Regions from separate parts of the Homo sapiens genome. Here region 1 is linked to region 2. A link is a loop called in an ENCODE intact Hi-C map of the cell type or tissue named here. Cell type or tissue: GM12878. All regions are shown on one strand. Each heading gives the region's core, and the rest is flanking DNA. Links, peaks and the distances in the headings are about the cores only.

The links. Hi-C counts contacts between places; a loop is a spot of excess contacts. Peaks named below come from ENCODE experiments on the same cell type or tissue, not always from the same donor. Only the 100,000 strongest peaks of a DNase experiment are listed, where the experiment ranks them.
Region 1: it touches region 2 in a loop (7-fold over the local background); 13 of 110 quality-filtered maps call a loop at or near these places.

Annotation. Positions count from the first base shown.
Region 1 is chr9:17,790,089-17,800,517 of GRCh38, forward strand. SH3GL2 (SH3 domain containing GRB2 like 2, endophilin A1) reads left to right here. Exons shown (of 9, transcript NM_003026.5): 7 at 1,143-1,246; 8 at 3,279-3,409; 9 at 5,456-7,036. The coding sequence ends at 5,655. Among named protein-coding and RNA genes, the nearest start is that of SH3GL2, 220 kb to the left of the region's middle. In GM12878, for the core only: a CTCF peak has its summit at 4,328 (motif pointing right); no DNase peak of the experiment used is centred there.
Region 2 is chr9:18,209,102-18,219,530 of GRCh38, forward strand. It overlaps a transcript of ADAMTSL1 not described here. Among named protein-coding and RNA genes, the nearest start is that of ADAMTSL1, 260 kb to the right of the region's middle. In GM12878, for the core only: a CTCF peak has its summit at 4,325 (motif pointing left); a DNase peak (open chromatin) is centred at 4,320.

The DNA of each region.
Region 1 (10,429 bases), core at 2,323-7,322, 420 kb before region 2:
AAAGGCCAGAAAGCCTAGAGCTGTGACATCCAAAGACAGGAGCGTATGGGTGTCCCTTCGCTAGAAGAGAGAGAGAACAAACTTGCCTTTCCTCTGCTTTTTATTCTATCTGGGTCCTGAGCTGAGTGGGTGGTCTCCACCCCCATAGGGAAGGGCAGCTCTTCCTTTGTTTAGTCTACTAAGTGAATGCCAGTCTCCTCTGGAAACACCCTAACAGACACACCCAGAAATAATGCTTTACCAGCTATCTGGGGATCCCTTAATCTAGTCAAGTTGTCACCTAAAATTAACCATCACATTGCCTACTTGCCTTACTCCTGACTGTGGCAGGGGAAGTGTGTTGAACATATCCAGACTTTCCTACCACCTGGAGACAGTGTAGGTTTTTGTTTATGTAAAACAACTTGTGTCCACCTAACTCCTCGAGAGGAATACTGTGTGCATGAGGGGTGCTCCAAATCACAGTGCTCCTTCCCTGCAACACAGCACCCCTCCCCATCCCCAAATTCATGGGACAACACTGCTTCTGTTGACTTGGAGGCTGCTACCCAGCTGGATCATAATGTGAAACATAAAATCAAGAGAAATCAAGCTTAGAATATTAGAGCAAGAATGAACTCAAGATGTCACTTGATTTAACCCTTTTACATTACAGATGAGGCTCAGAGAGCACAGAAGATTTTCTGTCATACCATGTCGCCTCTCCGGGTACATTATGTGAGATATTGTCACATTTTTATTAACAGTACCGATATTAACAGCATGAAAAGTATAAGGAACAAAGAGTCCTTTGGCCAGTGTACCTTCTTTTCTATAGAATAAAAGAAGTCAAATCCCAGATACAAGATTGTAGCTAAGCATGAGACTCTTTAGAGCTATATGGTCTTCCTGAGGGTTACCCATGTTGCTTCTCCTCATGGTACTGATACGCATGATTCTAAGCATAAGGATGCTTTCTTTTATCCTTGATGGATTTGAAACCTGCAGAACTATCTATCTTAGTTGGCTTATCACACAGTCATCAGCACCACCAACCAGGGGCTGTGTGTTGAGGGCAGCCCTGGTGTATGTATGAAACAGTAGTGGCTGTTTAGGGATGGTAACGTGTAAAACTAAGGCATGATTTTCCCATCAATCTGCAGATTGAACAAGTGAGCCAGCTCTCTGCACTTGTGCAAGCTCAGCTGGAGTACCACAAGCAGGCAGTCCAGATCCTGCAGCAAGTCACGGTCAGACTGGAAGAAAGGTATTCTACAGTTCCCTGCATTTCACATTTGCATTTTATTGCTATAAAATGATGTATAAAGAAATGGAAATCATAGAATACATTTGGAGACAAACGTCTGCCAAAATTCCGCTTATCCTACAGAGGCGCCTTGTGGATTGTTTTGATTTTGTTTTTTCTTGTGCTTTGTTTTACGTTGTTCTGTTGAATCTAATTTTCTGCTTATGAGAGATCGATACTTGGATTATATTTTGGCTGCCACAGGTGGAACACCAGGATGCTACTGCTGATAATGGATGCCATTTGCTGAGCAGTTATTCCATGTGGGTACTGGATACATATCATCATCAATCTTATAACAGCCCTGTAACCTAAGTGTTTTTAGCCTCGACTAACAGATGAGTAAACTGAGGCTAAGAGAGGTGAAGTAACTAGCCCAGGGTCACTCAGTGGTGCAAGTGGAGTTCACAGCCAGCCATAACCTGTGTGAGAGGCTGTTTCTTTTCACATCTTGTGTTTCTCTGAATGGCGGTCAAGTCCTCTGCCATCAGAGAGAGCTACTTTCACCTCATTAGATGTACCTCACAGCAGGGCTGTAGTAGTAGGAAACTACCGTGTGAATGTGGCTCCGTGGAGTTGTGGGGCACAGCCTGTTTGGCTATATACCAGTGGCCCTATGTTATAATATGTGTTATTTTAATTTAGCCAGATTAAACAGGATGATTTTGCTGAACATGTATACCTCAAAGGGTCACCTCAGCAAGCTTTTTTCTTAGGCCACATGGCCAGATTAGACTCTCACAGCTGATCACATGGCTGCCTGCGTGAAGAAGACACCAATCATACGATTCCACACCTGTTTTCGTTGTTTTCCCTCAGGCTGATCTCATTTCAGTATTTTCTTTGATTCATGGTTTAATTGAGCATTTTCCTTCGGCGCAGCCTTATGGAAATTTATGTAATGCTGAAGCCTCCAGAAAGGTTTTAAAACCATATACTTCAAAGATACTAAAGAAATACTATGTGTCTTTGTAATGTCTCTTGAGCATGAAGGGAGCCCTTTCCTTTTTTTCCTCTGAAATATGTTCAAAGTCAGTATCATTCTACAGTTACCATACCCTAAACCCTCGCCCTCCCTTGCATATCTCTTACATACTTTGTTTATTGAATAACTGAAACTTTGGAAAATATTTAGGGGTATGTAGAAGACAATTATTAGCCATACCTTTCCAATTTCCTTTTGTCTTCCCTCTTTCCTTTCCTCCTCCCTATATTTCAAACTGCTCATTCTTCTAAGAGCACACAGTATATTTCCTCCTTCCCTCTGTCCAAACCTTCTCATGTTCTGAATAGAATAGCTCCCTTTCACATTTTCATCTGGAAACAGCTCCTGTGTATCTTTTAGTTCTCTCCTTAAACCTCCTCCAGCTTCCTTATGGAGAGATAGACTCCTTCCCACCTTCACCCACAACCACACCCCTGTGTTCCTGTGGCACTTTGTAGATATCTCTGACAGTGCTTACTAAAATTTATAGTAATCAGTTGTTTGTGTTCTGTCTCCCTTACAGACCATAATCTGTTTGTGTCTTTTTTAAAATTGAAAAAATTGTGGGTACATAGGTGTATATATTTATGAGATACATGAGGTGTTTTGATAGAGGCATGCAATGCATAATAATCATATCATGGAGAATGGGGTATGCATCCCCTCAAGCATTTATCCTTTGTGTACAAGAACTGTGTTTTAATTCATTTTTGTGTTCCTGGTACCTAGCACAGTGCGTATTTGGATAAAGGACTCTGAATAAATGAGAGAGGAAGTGAGGGATTGAGAGAGAGAATGAAGACAGTGAGGACATGGCCCCATAAAGGGACATCACCAAAATCTCAGACATATACATACAAGAAAACTAAGGGTCCTTTTTTGATTTCCCACACTTCATCATGGTAGCATGGTGGGTGACCCAAGCATTTCCTGAATCTTTATATTTGCTTTTCATTTTACTTCTTAACTGGTTACATAACCTTTCCACCACTTTTCTTTTTACTGCAGAATAAGACAGGCTTCATCTCAGCCTAGAAGGGAATATCAACCTAAACCACGAATGAGCCTGGAGTTTCCAACTGGAGACAGTACTCAGCCCAATGGGGGTCTCTCCCACACAGGCACTCCCAAACCTTCAGGTAAGAGCTGAAACTGCAGATCCTATTGCATAGCCCTTGGCATATCCATTGGCACTCTTCCAGAAATTTTAGGAATAGTCCAATCTGGCTGCATAGGAAATATGCAGTAATACATTTCTTATGGAGTCAGTTGTCAGGTAGAAACTCTGTTAAAGGAATCCTTTTGTCTTTTTTTCATTTACCTTTTCTTTCCTTCCTTCTCATTCTTCTCTATAAAACTTTCTTTGTATATCCCATTTTCTCTGTCAATCATCAGCACACACGAACACATTTTGTTTTGACCCTCCTTTGTGGTCGTAAATCGCCTTTCCTTGTCAGTTTGGTCTGCGAGTGTCATCTTTTCTCCTGCGTGTTCGCTCTGAATCCAGCCTGTATGACAGTGAATGCCCCTGGACAGTGTGTCCCCACATGCATTCGCATATAACCCACAGACAGCAAGCGGCTCCAGAAATGTGCTGATGAGCTGGATTTCTTGAGTCACAGAAGCATATGGTTAAATATATTTGTAGAAGATGATATTTTGAAACTCGACACTTGCTGGGTTTTCCTTCCCATGCCTCACCTCTGATCACTTTATCATGCTGTGGCACTGGGGTTGATATAATAAAAGCTAGATGACATTTTATCTCAGGAATATCGATGCATACCAAATAGAGCATTCTTTACCTTGTCACACTTGCTCTCCACTCCTACACGCAGATTACACAACAGCCTGTGCTGGAGACATTTTCAACCTCCACATTTGCTTGTTTGAAGTGGGAACTGTCTTATACTGGATGTGGATGTTAGAGATAGGTAGCTTTCTTTTATTTTTCCTGTATCCCCAGTGCTTGATGTTCTACTGTAGAAAACTTTTTATAAGATGCTCTCAGGAGACTTATTAAGAAAAAAAGCGAGGTCTGAGCCGGCAGGTGGTGCTCTCTGTCCTTTGCGCTCAGCACTTCAGGGCATGACATAAGCAGCTGTGGCTCCTGGAGCTGGCCACCAGGACTAGTCACAGAAATTGTGTATAGCTATGCTTCTCCCTGTCTGAAAACCAACCATATATTTCACTTTTCATCTGGAGACTCAGTAATTTGCTTCTTTCTCTAAATAAAAAAATAAATTACATTGTTTCCTTTCCAGCCACCTAGATGGCATGGGAACTGTGTGCACTTGTCTGAGTCTGTATCTACATGTGTATGTATGTAGTATTAATACAGCGGGTCATTTGGAATAGATCCCTCTTAAGATATGATTTCATCCTTCATTATTTTACTCAAGGTGGAGTACATTATTTTTGTATGCCATAGCTCCAGTGCACTGCATATATTTATGTATGCAACAGTTTACCTTACCAAGTATAAATTACAAAATTTTTTACATAATCTCATTTAGTAGCCACAGTAGTAATGTGAAGTAAGTCCTACTGTTACATCCAATTTCAGACAGTGAAACTGAGAGCGAAGTACCATGTGCAAGGTCACAGAAAGTAAAAACTTGAACTCAGTGTTTTATATTATTCCGTTTTCACCACATTACAGCAGTTTTCCAGAGGCTGGGGTTATCATTTTAAAGAGTGATAACCGAACTGTTACTTAAAAGCATTCTCCATGTAATTCACCATACTTTTTCAGATATGCAAAGGTTTTAAAGTGCTCAGATGAGAGAATTCTTGCCATGCTGTGTTATTAACCTACATCATTATATTCTTCTTAAGTCATTGTCCCTCCTATTTCTGGGCATTATCACGAAGGCAAACTATAATGAACTGTGTTGTATGTATCACAAGAATAGATGTGACTGTTTTTCATACTGGAAACAGAAACAGGAATATGCAGCAACTTCCAAAGGTCCGAGAAAGCTTCTGAGGATTGGTAGAGGGCAAGATGCCCAGTGCAGTGGACACTAAGGTCCAGTAGCAAGAAGAAGCTTCAACAGGAAGAGGAATGAGGGAGGAAAGACGGGGAGCAGCAAGCCAGGTGGGTACAGCAGGCAGCAGATTCTGTGAGTTAAATACCCCTTATCCTTTTGTGTTCTTCTCTTCTCTCCTGCTCTTACTCCCAGGTGTCCAAATGGATCAGCCCTGCTGCCGAGCTCTGTACGACTTTGAACCTGAAAATGAAGGGGAGTTGGGATTTAAAGAGGGCGATATCATCACACTCACTAACCAAATTGATGAGAACTGGTATGAGGGGATGCTGCATGGCCATTCAGGCTTCTTCCCCATCAATTATGTGGAAATTCTGGTTGCCCTGCCCCATTAGGATGTTATGCTGGCTGGCTCGCCTCCTCTTGACCCAGATAGTTACGGTTAACCACTGCTTTGGCAATGCTGCTTATAACACATCCCAAGTGCAGGCCGCAGTGGTCCACGTCATCCAGCCCCACCAAGTGACTTTGGTTGACTTGTGGGCTCCCACAGGAGTCATGGTGATGGATGATATCCTCTTAGCCTGGTGGGCGTGGCATGTGCTTTTTAAAACATCATCTGAGACCAGCCAGTAGTCACAGAACTGCTGTTTACACAGTTCTCAGGAGGCTGTGGTTTCTTAGAATATGACCATGAGCCATTTCACAGAAAAACCATCCCACCGAAGATATTGTCTATCACCCCAGGGGCCATCTGAAGGTCTCTTTGCATTTCTCCATGCAAAGAGGAGAAAGCTTTTGCTTTCACACTGTCCCTTCCCAAATATGTGAGTCATGGAATTGTCAAAGTAAGCCTTCCCTCACCAGCAAATTGTCTCCTGATCTGAATGAATTTGTCTCTTAATGCATCCATAGAAAAGTGTTAATTGTGGGTTCAAAGCATTCTCTGCAAATAGGCATCTCAGCTCCTCACACTTATGGCTATTTCTGACGTATAGCCAGTTTTCTTCCCTCCTTGCTATTAAAGCCAGAGCGGTAATTCCAAATTATTTTTCAGTAAGACAGTTAATCAGCATTATTGTGAGAGGGACTGAAAAGAAATTCTCCATTATGAGGAATTGGGAAGAAATCTGGTATCCAAGCTTAAATTTCTTGCTATACAGAAACTATGTATGTATTTAGGCTATTTCTGAAGGGCACAGGGAAGGGGGAACAAATATCTTCACTTCAGTTTTATTTGTGAATTACATGTTTCATGAATCCATTTGGCACAGAGACACAAGGAAGAAAACACTAGTAACCATCTTTCCACTAGTTCATATACTGAGAAACAGTAAATACCTTTCCTTTCCACTTTTACCCTGTGTTCTTTGAACATCATTTGTGCAGATTCTGCCCTCAATGAGGACCAAATAAAGATGATTTTTGTGCTTAGCAGTTTAAGGTATATGGCTGCATATGCAAAACTCTTTCCCAATTCAGTCGCTACTTTTACTTCTGCCCTTTCTATCCATCGTCTTCATTTTGTGTGTACAGTGCTGTGTGTAAGCTTATCAGTGTGTTTTTTTATTTGTATCAGTCATGAAAGTCCTGTTAGGTATGCAGAGTTCTATTTATCTAGCTGTACAGACTCTTTCAGAGGTTTAACGTGCTGCTTCCGATGTGCCACCTGCAGTAGTGGATCATGTGGAGTGAAAGGCAAATCTTACTGCTTAATGTATAAACTCTCACCACAGGAAGCATCGCTGTTTCCAATAAATATTGCTGAAGACAGAACCAAAGGCTCTGCTCCTTCATTTTGTGTCAGTTCTTTGGGTCTAACACTGGGTGGATGGGGGCTGGTTTCAGTCTCCATTGCTTTCTCATGCAGCCAAACAAGACCTGGCTCCAACTTCATATCTACCTCTTTACACATAGGAAAAGTTTCAGCAGCAAGGAAGTAGCTAGCCTGGACATTGGGACCTTCCTGGTAACCCCAGGAAGGAGGAGAATTTGGGAGAGAAGAAAGTAAGGAGAATTAGGTCTCATAGATGTTAAATGATATATTGTTAAAAGTGGTATCATCTGAAGAATATAATGTTAGGAAGGGGAAATAAAATATATCCCTTCGAGTAGCCTCTTATTTTCTTTCGTAATTGAAGATAAAGAAATAGACATGGAAAAATAGTTTGATCGAAAGTCACTATTAGGCCAGGTGCAGTGGCTCACACCTGTAATCCCAGCACTTTGAGAGGCCAGTGCAGGTGGATCAACTGAGGTCAGGAGTTCGAGACCAGCCTGGCCAACATGGAAAAATCTCGTCTCTGCTAAAAATACAAAAATCAGCTGGGCATGGTGGTGCATGCCTGTAGTCTCAGCTACTCAGAAGACTGAGGCACGAGAATCACTTGAACCTGGGAGGCAGAGGTTGCAGTAAGCCGAGATCACGCCACAGCACTCCAGCCTAGGGTGACAGAGTAAGATGCTGCCTCCAAAAAAAAAAAAAAAAAAAAAAAAAAGGCCAGTATTATTTTCTCTTGATGTATATGTTTGGGGTGTGAGTGGGAATAGGGGAGCAGCAAGGCACACAAAATGTGTATTTTCTGAGTTCCCAGGAAAATAAACATGTTCTTTGTGTATTAGGGGCCATTTCTATTATTTTGTGCTGAGGCCAATAGTCCAGATTTTCTAATCTAACATGAATAGTTGTAATTAAATATACTAAGTTTCTGTTAGTCCATTTTCATACTGCTATGAAGAAATACCCGAGACTGGGTAATTTATAAAGGAAGAGGTTTAATGGACTCGCAGTTCCACTTGGCTGGGGAGGCCTCACAATCATGGTGGAAGGTGAAGGAGGAACAAATGTACGTCTTATATGGTGACAGGCAAGAGAGCATGTGCAGGGAAATTGCCTTTTATGAAACCATCAGATCTCATGAGACTTATTCACTATCACGAGAACAGCATGGGAAAACCCACCCCCATGATTCAATTACCAATTACCTCCCACCTGGTCCCTCCCACAACATGTGGGGATTATGGGAACTACAATTGAAGATGAGATTTGTGTGGAGACACAGCCAAACGATATCAAAGTTCTATATGTGAACTAGTCTAACGTGAAAATATTTTTTTCTAGCTGTATGAGTTCTAGAGTATTACAGATCAGTTCTCTAAAGCAATTTTAAGAAATACCAATGATATTGTGACTATAGAAAATCATAAAGAATCCAAAGATAAACTATTAGAAAAATCAGTGAATTTAATAGGATCACTAGATATGAGGAATATACAAAAATCTATTTCTATATATCAATAGCAATCAGAAAAAATGTAATTTAAAAAAATGTCATTCACAAAGGCATCAGAAATCAAAACCAGCCGGGCCCGGTGGCTCACGCCTGTAATCCCAGCACTTTTGGAGGCCGAGGCGGGTGGATCACGAGGTCAGGAGATCGAGATCATCCTCGCTAACACAGTGAAACCCTATCTGTACTAAAAATACAAAAAATTAGCCGGGTGTGGTGGCGAGTGCCTGCAGTTGCAGCTACTCAGGAGGCTGAGGTAGGAGAATGGCCTGAACCCAGGAGGCGGAGCTTGCAATGAGCCAAGATCACGCCACTACACTCCAGCCTGGGTGACAGAGCGAGACTCCGTCTCAAAAAAAAAAAAAAAAAATCAAAACCATAGATACAAATCTAACAAGATTGTACCTGATCTCTGCATAGAAAATTATGGAACATATTTGAGAAAGCAATTGAAAGATATTCTGTGTTTTTAGATTGGAAAACTCAGTCTTGTAAAGGTATCATTTTCCTCCAAATCTAGCTGTTTATTAAGTGCGATTTCAACCAGAAATCTTAGGAAGTTTGTTTCCATGTGTTCGAGAACTGACAAGTTCAACTTTTAAGCCTGTCATAAAATTTTTGTGGAAAAGAAAAAAGATGTTTTTTCTCAAAGAAGAACAAAGTTGGAGGACTCTTTCTAGATATAAAACATTAAAAAGTTACAGTAATTAAGGTAGTATGGTTTTGATACAAAGATAGCAGAATAGATTGTATATACAGAATAGCGAGTCCAGAAAGAGACATAGATGCATTCGACCATATTTGAAGGAAAAGCATTCCATTATGTTTAATGTGATGCACTCATATCAACTGAACCTTTTTAATATCAGTTCCATAACCCCAAAGTGAAAACAGCAAGACTTTGTGCCAAATACAGTAATCTCACTATGAGTCAATGTCACATGAAACAAGTGTCATGACCACAGATTCCAGGAAGAACTTACTCTTGATTTAAGGAAGAGTTTTGGAGACCATTACTAATGCACTCACCAGATACAGGACTGTTTGAATTCTTTATTTTTATTGAGGTATAGTTAATACCTTAGTACAAAACCTTATGTATGGAAATTACTCAGTGGACCACCACTAGAAGTTGAACTTGCCAGAAAACACTTGTTCTTCCAAGTCAAATCATTGAAACAAACTGCCTAAAGTGGAAACAGAAGCAGAATTAAACTGAACTAAAATGATTAATAAATTCAGTGGGGCAATGGTTTCGCTTCTTTTTCTAATAGGTCTACTAGGTTTAATAGGTCTTAAAGAGAAAACTCAAGGAGTATAGTTATTTTCACGTAGTTTCTCTTTGCCATAAATCAGTAGACAATAAGAATGATACGACCTAGAATGGAAGTTTCCCTGGGGCTGTGTATAGTACACAACATACATTCTGGAACGTGCCAAGTCCTGTTCTGCATACATTATTTAGGAAATTGAGATTAGCCCAACACTCCATTTTCAAGATAGCTTCTAGTGTTCTGGATGAAACCGTTAATATGTGGGCACTTTTATTTTCTTTCACTGAGATCCCAGGAAACAGTATGTGGGCACTTTTAAAGCCTGTGTTTCATTAGCCAGATTAAGAACTACTGCTAAACATGCAGACTGCCTTCCATCCCACGGAGATGGGGAAGTGATGAAGGAGGGACGTTATGCTGAAGAAGGAGGCAGACAGCTGCCATTAGAACTCTGGGTGGTGGTTCGTGGAAGAGACTTAGAGTGCTGCAAGGCCATACCAGCAATTTCTAGGCCCAGCTTTTGGGGACTAGTTATGAGCCCCTTGGTTAAAGGGGCTGTCAAGGAAAAGAACAAAGCTATTTTTTAAGGACCCATTGAATGCTAA
Region 2 (10,429 bases), core at 1,887-6,886:
CTGCGTGTTGTGAATTCAAATCTGCATTGTATAAATTTGCAAGAACATTATACAAGTGTTTTTTTGTCTTTCTGAAATGTTTGTTATATGTTTTGCTTACAGTTGAAAAAAATGTTTGAGACAAAAATGCACATAAAAATTACGTCAGACTTGTTTGTGATGGCTGAAAGAACCCATTTGGGTTTATTATTATGCATTATGTCATCATTAGAACCTTCACTATTGTTCTGGTGAATATGGCACATTTATGCATTTAACTTAACTCTGGGATGTGTAGTAAAATGCCTTTTTGTTATCGAATCAGTACCTATCACCCAGAGCTATGTGAACACTCATTGGAGACCTATTATAAATATTTAGACCATGGAACCAAAACGCAAACCCTGCCTAAACTCTGTGTCTAGATTTAGTAAATGGAGCTTAATTTTATAAAGCTAAAGGGAGGTCCCGATAAACTTAATTCTTGACTCTAAGTAAACCACCTGAATTCAGTTTAATTATCATAGCTTTTCTAATTAACAGGTTGATGATCTTTAAGAAATGCAAGTTTTAGCCTTGCTGATTTACTTTTTCTGATTGAAAGATACCCTTATTCATGTAAACACACCTCCAACTAATTTTTGCTGGGTAACACTTACTTCTCTCCTGATTATTTCCTCTTTGTTCTGTTTGAGTGACATCATAGTGGATAATTCATTTTGTTAATTGGTGACTTTGGTGGGAATTGAGTAGTACCTATACCAGCTTGCCTGTAGACAGTGAAAAATCATAACTGTTCTCTGGATCTACCTGTGTCAGATTATCTAGGCTGAGGATCTCAACAATAGATGTGCCTTGCCAGTACAGAATGCATGGAATAAGCACATTATTTCCCATATGTTATATGTATGTTTATGTCTCTGTTTAAAACAAAGTCTGCTTTATAAGTGGGCTACATTGCTATCTCATGTTTACCTTATAAAATGACCTTTGTTTCTGATGCCTTCCTTTTCTTTCCTTCACCAGCCTCTTTCTCTTAACATAATCACAACCAGGTAATGTCAGTCCCCAAGAGAATGAGCACATACATAGACTTTCCAGCTAATACTCCATTTTCTTTCTTTCCTTTCTCTTTCCCTCCAAATATAAAGTATAAATATAAAATATAAAACATGTCAGAGTTTTTAATTAATACTTTAATTAAAATTTTAACTCATTCATTAAAATTTTAATTAATTCATTAATAAGAACAACTTTTAACATATTACAACTAGCTTTAAATAGAAGTCAAAGAACACACACATATACGCTAATATTATATATTATTATATATGATATATATTAATAAATATATTATGTATGATATATTAATAAATATATATTAATTATATATGATATATAAATAAATATATATTAATTATATATGATATATATTAATAAATATATATATTAATTAATATTACCAGGAATGCTAAGATGGATTTGTTAGTAGATGAAAAAAATTATTAATATTCCTATGACAATAATCATTGCATATTCACCAAGATTCACTTGCATTTCTGTGGATAAGAATCATTGGCATTACTGTCAGTTTTCTATAACTTACAGGGTGGTAAAACAGCTCAAAGGCAACGAACAGCTCTGGCAGCTTAGAAGGGTATACTAGGCAGGACACCAGTAATTTTTTTTTTTGCCTATCTTAAAGTCTTTCACAATATCTCCTGATGCTCTTTTCTTTAAATAGTAATTGAGTGCCTGGCCAGGTATTATGCAGTAATCAACCACAGAAGTAAAATTTGTCACCATAGAGTTTAAAGGCTGTCTAGAGACAGAGACATTAGAGAAACACACAAACAAATGTATAGTTACACATTGTGATAAGTTCTATTAAAAAAAAAAAGGTGACAGAGGAGAGAAGCGACAAGGTGGGTCTGAGGAAGTGATATTTAAGCCATATTTAGGATGAGCCACAGCTGGCTGGACAAAGAGAGTCCCTAGACGACCTCTCTAACCCTGGAGCACTATTTAATGGTCCCAAATTTTTAAACACTCCTAATTTATTTTCTATCTCCTTTTCCCAAAAGCAATACACAGTCGCCAGTTTTCACACTTGCCAATTCCACTTTAAGAATGGTTTTAACTTTTTAACTCCATGGCTCTTTTTGTTAACTTCTAGGTCAGTGTTCTTTCAAAAATTTTGTGATCGTGACCACCCAAACAGTAAGAAATACAATGGCCCCCCTCCATTTTTTCCCTATTCCATTTCATTCTACAGATGTGAGTCTCAAGACCCATTTAATTTCATAAACCAAATGAACAGCCACCTACAATTTGAAAACCATTGTTCTAAAACAAAAATTTTATCTGTTTATTTTTGTATCTCTGTTATAGGATTTCTTGTTTAAAAACAGCAAACAAAACAAAAAACCTCTCTAGGACTCTCTTCTGAGCTCTGTCCTCTACTTCAGGGACTGAAAATCTTCTGCTGACAGACCACATGTCCCCACTCAGCCAAATTGACATCTGTGGGGAAGTACCTAAATCAATATCCAATGTGCCTTCAGTTGCAAAAATGTGGCAATCCCTTAAAAATCCTTCTTTTATTTTAGAAGAGAATTTCACCGTCCCTTCAGCATCTGAAGCTAAAGATACCTTCCATGTAATTTTATATTTATCTGTTTCCTTTACAAAACTTTGCACTTTACAAGTATTGCTTCAAATGTTCCATTGAAAATCAGATAGTGAAACTTACACATTCCCAAAGCAAAAATGTTGGAAATGTTTTTTACATTCTTAGGCCAGCCCTCAACAACCCAGTTAAGCTACAAACTGTGGGACTTCAAGTGCCCCTGTTTTCATGACAGTGTTTCTGCAGGAAGTGCATTTTGATTTTGACTTAGTATGCCAGGAATGAAAGTCTCATTCAAGGACAGAACCTGGGACTCTCCTAGGGTTGTATGAAAAGCAGTTAAGAGAAGAAACAAGTCCACTGTGACCAGATTTAGGCACCAGAAAAAATTCTGGAACCAAATCTGGACAAGGTGTGTGTATTAACGTGTATGTATTTGAGTCTTGCGCCCATGTTTAATCTACCAGTTCCTGAAAAAAAGGAAGACTTACTCCTGGTCCCCTTGAAGAAGACTGATTGCTTTGGGTTGATTGAACAGCAAACTCAAAGTCTCTGTGGTAGGAGGAAGATTGACGTGTTTATGAACTTTATGACCATGTTTGACCTCCTGGGCCAATGTTTCTTGTGTGACATGACAAAATTCCAAGTGTGTCCATAATTTTAAACACTGAAAAGGCTTAGGATAGATTATGTTCAGCAAATGTATTTATGACTAGTTTGATTTGACCAAACATATAAATGAAACAACTTCATAGAAAAAGTAATATTTTACTTGTCACTATGTCAAACAGCCAGATCTGTAGTGCTGGTCTTGGAGAAGACTGGATTGGCCAGGCTGAAGTGTAGTTTTAAAAGTTGTTGTTGTAATCACCAGTAAAATCCTATCTTTGCAATTGCATGTGCAATTGCAAATCCATATGCAAATTGATGTTGGGCCGTTGTAAAAATGTATACATTTCAAAAGTATGAGAGGCTACTACATCATAGCTTTCCCACAATGTGTAGTTAGAGTTTGAGTTGTCTTCCATTCAAAGGGAAGACAACTTCTAGCTCTAGGGTGCCTTTTGCCTTTTTGGTGTGGACGATAACCCTTAGGTCACACTGAGACTAGGTAAGATGTGCTTCAACATTCCCCACAAATTTTTTCCCCACAATGGTCATAAGATTGTAAAGATTTGGGAGAGAACAACACCTGAAAGTCTTATTTTAATTTTACCTTTTGAATAGAATTTGCAGTTCATTGTCCTAAATGCAAATTACTAGCATTTTGAGATGTGATTTATAATGGGAACTTCTATCTTTAGCCGTTAGTGTATTGAACATCAACTCAGCCTGACTTAATGCAAGACTTGACCATTTTATTTTTTGGCAGAAATTCTCATGAACGCTCACACCAAAAATTCACTTACCACATGACTTGAAAGAAAGAAACTGTAAGCTACAAGCTCTGCTCTTCCCTCTTTCCCCTCCTTGGAATTTATTTAATATCTTTTTCACCTGATTGGATGGTACACTATTAAACTGCTAAAGCCAGTGAGATTCTTGTTCTTTCCCCTTTTGTATTCAGGGAAAACATATTTGTAGGATCACGCTCTTGATTCATTGGAACTGTGATGATAACGGACATTTTCAGGGATTGAATTGGTGTTGGTATCCTTCGGAGAACAAAACACTGTGTTCCTGGGTGAGAAGACAGTCCTAAGTTGCAAACTCCCAGCGCCCTCTAGTGTTGTTTTCCGTTAGAACTTAGTGAGAAGCTAAACTTTTGCCTTTGAGATGATGCTGAAAAGGTGATTGAGCCTGGGACTAGGTATTAGTGAGCTCACACTAAAGCATAAAGGTGTCTTTTTGTTTTCTGTTACTTCATAACTGTAACTAGAAAATGAGGACGTTCTGTGCTGCTGTTTCAGAAATCTATTTCTTTGATATATCTCTATAGGGAATTGACGGTTTTCAAGATAGCACATACGGAAACCTCAGAGATAGAGGAAGTTGTACCTGAGAGATCTGAGACAGAATCTGAGTCCAAATAATTTTTTTTTGTCCTTGAGACAGAGTCTCGCTCTGTCGCCCAGGCTGGAGTGCAGTGGTGCGATCTCGGTTCACTGCAACTTCCACTTCCCTGGTTCAAGCAATTCCCCTGCCTCAGCCTCCCGAGTAGCTGGGATTACACGCCTGGCTTGCTTGCTTATTTATTTATTTATTTTAGTAGAGATGGGGTTTCACCATGTTGGCCAGGCTGGTCTCGAACTCCTGACCTCAGGCAATCTACCCGCCTGGGCCTCCCAAAGTGCTGGGATTACAGGCATGAGCCACCGCCCCTCGCCCAAAGAAATTTAATTGTAATTTTAAAATTTTACGTATTTAGTGTATTTTTGTTGTAAGAACAAAGTCAACTCTTAGTGATCTGTAGGCTTATTTTTCATGGTCAAGTTATCACCTGTATTTTCTTCTCTTTCTAACAGCAGTATTCCTCTTTTCTCTCCATCAATAAACCCAGAATTACATTTAGAAAATATATTTTAAAAGTTTTTAAATTAGATAAGCATAGTTATAGTACATGTTATCATAAAATCTCTTCGAAATTCAAATACAGTTTATTTTCAAGTAGCTTATTTGAAGTTATGTAGTGTGTTTGTTATTAGGATGTATAGCCTCCAATTCACCCAAAGCAATGATATTCTTTGGAACAATTCAGAGATGATGTACTTTGTTTTCTGAATCTGTCTAAATATGGAACATCCCAAGGAAATACATTGAAATTGACCTTAAAGCTACTTTTTGACATCTGATGGCGATGCCAACTAAATGTTACTAAAATGTTTAGATTAAATTTAGAAAAGATATACTACAACAATTATGTGATATAACAACAGTTCCACAAAGAAAGAATTGATAATAGTCTTTGCAGAAGCTAACTTTGAATTTGTGTATCCATGGTCATTTAATGTGAACTGTTGTTTGCTATTAATAATGTTTACAAAAGTTTTATTTCATAAAAACCCAGAAGTATCAAAGTAGAGTTACTTCATTTGATAAGTGATTTAAAAATATTTCAAAACATTTTAGAGAAAATAGTTTTACTACCTAGAAAGAAACTAGGAAGCCACACAAAAGCTTTCCAATAAATGTCATGCACTCTATAATGGGAAAGATTTACATGTATGTGACCCTGAATACACTTTCTGTAGACATTATCTTCTGCCCACCGTAGATCAGGCAGTAGTCTTTATTGAAAGAAGATTTTAACAAATTGAGCAACATCCTGCTGTGTTTGGTTTTCTTTATAACTCAGCATTGAAAAAATTGAAAAAACAACAACTAAATTCTTTATGGATTTACATATTACTTTGAAAGAGGGCAGAAGTTGAATGAGATGGCGATTGGAATGGTTAAATTAAAATATTGTTACATTTTGTATAGCCAATATAGTTTATCATTTATGATTATGTTATATTTGAACATAAAATAATACATAAAGTGGCCATCTCTGAATTTATTTTACTGTAATAATTTTGACAGTTCCAGTAGTTACTGCCTCAACATAAAGAAGTTTGTCAAAATTGAAAATACTGAAAATAATCTAACAACTATGATGATTCAAAAAAGATTATCTAATTTAGCATTACTGTCAATATAAGGAAATTTATGGGAAAACCTTAACTATAATAACTTAAGTATTTTATAAAAATGAAGACAAGAAATATTGTATTTTATGAAGTAAACATATTTATGAGTTATATATGTGTTTATGACTCATCTATACATTACTGGCCTGTCAAAAGAACTGCTGACATACACAGTAATAATGAATATCAGTCATCTTTGATGTCTTGCTGACTAGCAATCAAAAAAAATCCCATAGCTGCACTCCTTTTTTCAATTTTGTTGTCATAGAGGTATATTTGTCAAGATGGGAAGGTAGACTATTTTATTTAATGGTTTATTAGCTTGGCTTATAACTTTTAGACTATTTAGGTTTGTGGTGTGAGGGCCCCTGTGTGTTCTGTTTTTGCTGCTCTTGCAGATGCCAAGGCCAACTTGTAGGGAAAGACTCTGGGAGTGACCTTAAAGGCAGGGGGACCAGCTCCTGCTGTCCTCACGGAGAACTCTGATTCACTGCCTTTCATGTGAGACAGCTGCTACAAGAATGAAAGAGACACCACATGTCACTTTTGTCAACTCACCAAATGTTGGAATTTTGGGTTGTCTTCTTTCCAACCAAGAGAGAGTCCATTACGAGAACTGAGTTAGAGCCTCAAACCTTCGTAAAGATTAGGAAAGATTCTGTGAAAAAATCTGTGATGAGTCCTCTTGTAAAACCACCACTCCTGGAAACATTTCCAAATTCATTTTTAAATGTGTTTCCCCCACACATTCCATTGATTACTTGAACCAAGATATGTCTCTAATAAGAGAATCCTCAATGCAACTACATCCAATAATAACAATAATAAAATTACTAGGCTTGTGCTAAGTGAAAAATTTAGGTCCAACTTTTGTTGTTCGTTGTCAAAACTGCTCATATACACCCCCACCTGTGGGTGTGTACTGTTTTGGACAAAGAGTTTGCCTTTAATCTGAGATTGGAATAAGCATGAAGCATTGTGGTATAGTATTTCATAATAAGCAATTTTCAGGTAAGGCTGGAAGGAGAAATTCTGCCAGGTTATAGCTGTTGATCAGGCAGCTTTCACCACAATTCTTTTGCACTTGCAGTAGATGCCTCTGAAAGAAACACAGATGAAAGATTATTGACAGGAGAATAACTTAGCATAGGCATGAGGGGAGAAAACACCACACAGTTTAGGAGGTTGGCAGCAGCATCAAGCTCCCTCTGACAGGTAAGGCCCTAAAGCCAAGGCAGTGGAGCCAGCATAAGCCAGCCCTTACATAACAGATTTGGGCACGCAGCAGTGACATACAACTCTTGCTCTCCTTTTTTTTTTTTTTTTTTCCTTTTCTTTCAAGATGACAAACATTTCATAATTCTCTTCCATTTTCCTTTAGTTTTTTTCTCCTCCCTTCTACCCTGTCCTCTTGGTGAATGCTGACTCTAGACATTACTACCTTTGTTCTTGTTAATTTCAACTTTTTATTCAGATTCCATGTTAATAGTATTGCATGGTAGTTGAGAGCAAAAACGCTGGAGCCACACCAGCTACGTTGAAATCCTGACTTTACCCCTTACCAGCTGTGTGGCCTAAACTTTTATTTGACTCAGTTTTCTGAGTAAAATGGGAGTACTATTTGTACCCTCCCCTCCATTAGATTGTTGGGAGTTGAGATAGGGCTATGAGGAAGACAAATGAGGGGTCAAGTAGAGAATAAAGGACATGAGCTTTAAATAAGTGACCAGGAAGCCCCTCTAGGGAAGGGGCATTTAATCTGGGCTCTAAAGGAAGAGAGAGGGGTCAGTTACTTTATCTCTCTAGAGAAGCATTTTTGTTCTGTTGCCTGCTTTTTCAGTCAGAAAGTTAGGCCCTGGGTTCCACAGAAATGACAGCTAATAAAGTGTTTTTACATGTTCTATCATTATGCTGCTTATTCTTCATAACAACCCTGTGAAGTTTAGATGAGGAGCCTGAGGCCCAGAGAGGTTCCATGATTTGCCCGTGTGTTTTTTTCACTGCATCACTGTTGCTTCCCATCTTGGGTGCTTTCAGGCAAATGTTTCTTGAGGTGCCAAAGAAGTAGCATTACCCCTCCCCAGCTTTATTCCTCCCTTTCCTCCTCTGTCTGTCACCTTAGAAATCTTGGTATCTTGTCTTTTCTTTCCTGCTTTTTGGAATCAGTGAAGGATTCTGTGGCTTTCTTCTTTCTAAAATCTTAGTTGATCTCCATCTCCCTACTTCCTACCATCATATATCTCTGAGCAGATATATGGACCATGATGGACATGACAGGTTATGTCTAAATGTAGTTTTGGTTCCTTTGCATTCAACTCTTGCCTTCTTGCCTAATTATCTCTTCCATTAATGCCAAAGGCCATTTGCACCTGACTCATTGGTCATTGTGCTCTATGATCTTAGCCGAGACTGATGCTGGCTTCACTGGCAAATGGAGATGTCCTAGAAATGCGGCTAATGGCTGAATTGTTCACCACAGAAAAGGCATCCCTTTGATTTGGGCAGAGGAAAGTTGTTTTTTTTTTTCTGTGCCTTGAGGCAATGTACGTGCTGAGAAGTGAGTAGCCCACCCAACTTGGGAGTGGGGGTAAGGGTGTCTAATTGCCAACGGCTGGAATTTGAAGTTCTTTTTAGCAACCACCAAATTAAATCAAAACCAGCTATTAATCTGTTAATATTGATGTGGAAGCAGGAATATATTTTGAAGAAATATAAAAAATAAGAAAGTTTAATTTTGAGTTTTTCCTGACATTTTCAAAGTGCTTGCTTAGTATAAGTGGAAAACATACTTTTTAAAATCTCTAAAGCTACAGTCATCTACGATCAAATAGAATCGTAGCTGAAGATCCAAATATTGTAAATGAGATTTGCTCTAATTTTCTAACATATCCAACTGTATAGAAAATGCAGCAAGAGGTCCTACAAAATATCAGTACCTTTTAAAATACTCATGGACATGATTTAGCTGGAATCACCACTGAGTGAGGCATTTCATTTAATTTTGGATATTAAGTCCATGCTATTTGGCTGCTAATTCTTACTGTAATCATTTTTTCTGTCACAAATATATTGACTGCTTGCTAGTTTTTGTGATGAGCTTAATCATTCCTACACTTTAAAAAAAAGTTCAAACGTTACCAAATGATGTGAAACAAAAAGTAAACTGATAAAGTCTTTCTTTGATTACAAAGGATGCTGGAGAACTTCATGCTTGTTGACCATTTCTTTCTTTTTTATTAATTGCCTGTTCATATCTTTTGCTCATTTTTCTATTAGGTGATTGTTTTTATCTTATTGATTTATATGCATTCTTTAAATATTCTAGACATTAATCATTCATATATATAAGAGATATTATCTTTCAGGGTGTGGCTTATTTTTTATTTATGTTTTTGGAGCCTCTTCTTATATAAATGTAATTTTAATAGGTTGAATTTGTCAATCTTTGCATAATGATGTGTGCTTTTAATTCTTGTGTAAAAACCTCTTCTCTGTATTAATTCATAAAGTTATTCTACATTTTATTATGAAACCCTAAAGTTGTAATTTTCACAGTTAGATGTCCAGTTTATCTGGAATTTATTTAATAAATGATTTAATATAAGGTTCTAATTTGATCTTTTCTGATATGGATTACCAATTTTCCCATCTTGTTTACATTGATTTGTAGTGCTACATCTGTCATATATCAGTTTCATAAATATGTATGAATATATATATATTTCATTCTCCTTATTTTCATTACTCTATTGACTTATACTGGTGCCAATATTACATTTCTTTAATTGTTCTGGGTTTAATGAATCCCGCCATATTATTACTCTTTTCAAACTTGTCTGATTTTTTAACTCTTCAATTTGGATTAGAGTTTGCTTTTCAAATTCTAGAAAAAACTCTTTTGTAATTAGTATAGCATGGTGGGCCTTATAGATTATACGGATAACTGCTATCTTCATGATATTTTATCCTCTTACCTATGAATCCAATATATATTTACATTTTATTTTTATTTATTTATTTATTTATTTATTTATTTATTTATTTATTTGAGACAGTGTGTTGCTCTGTCGCCCAGGCTGAAGTGCAGTGGCACAACCTCGGCTCACTGCAATGTCTGCCTTTCGGGTTCAAGCAATTCTCATGCCTTAGCCTCCTGAGTAGTTGGGATTACAAGGATGCACCACCGTGCCTG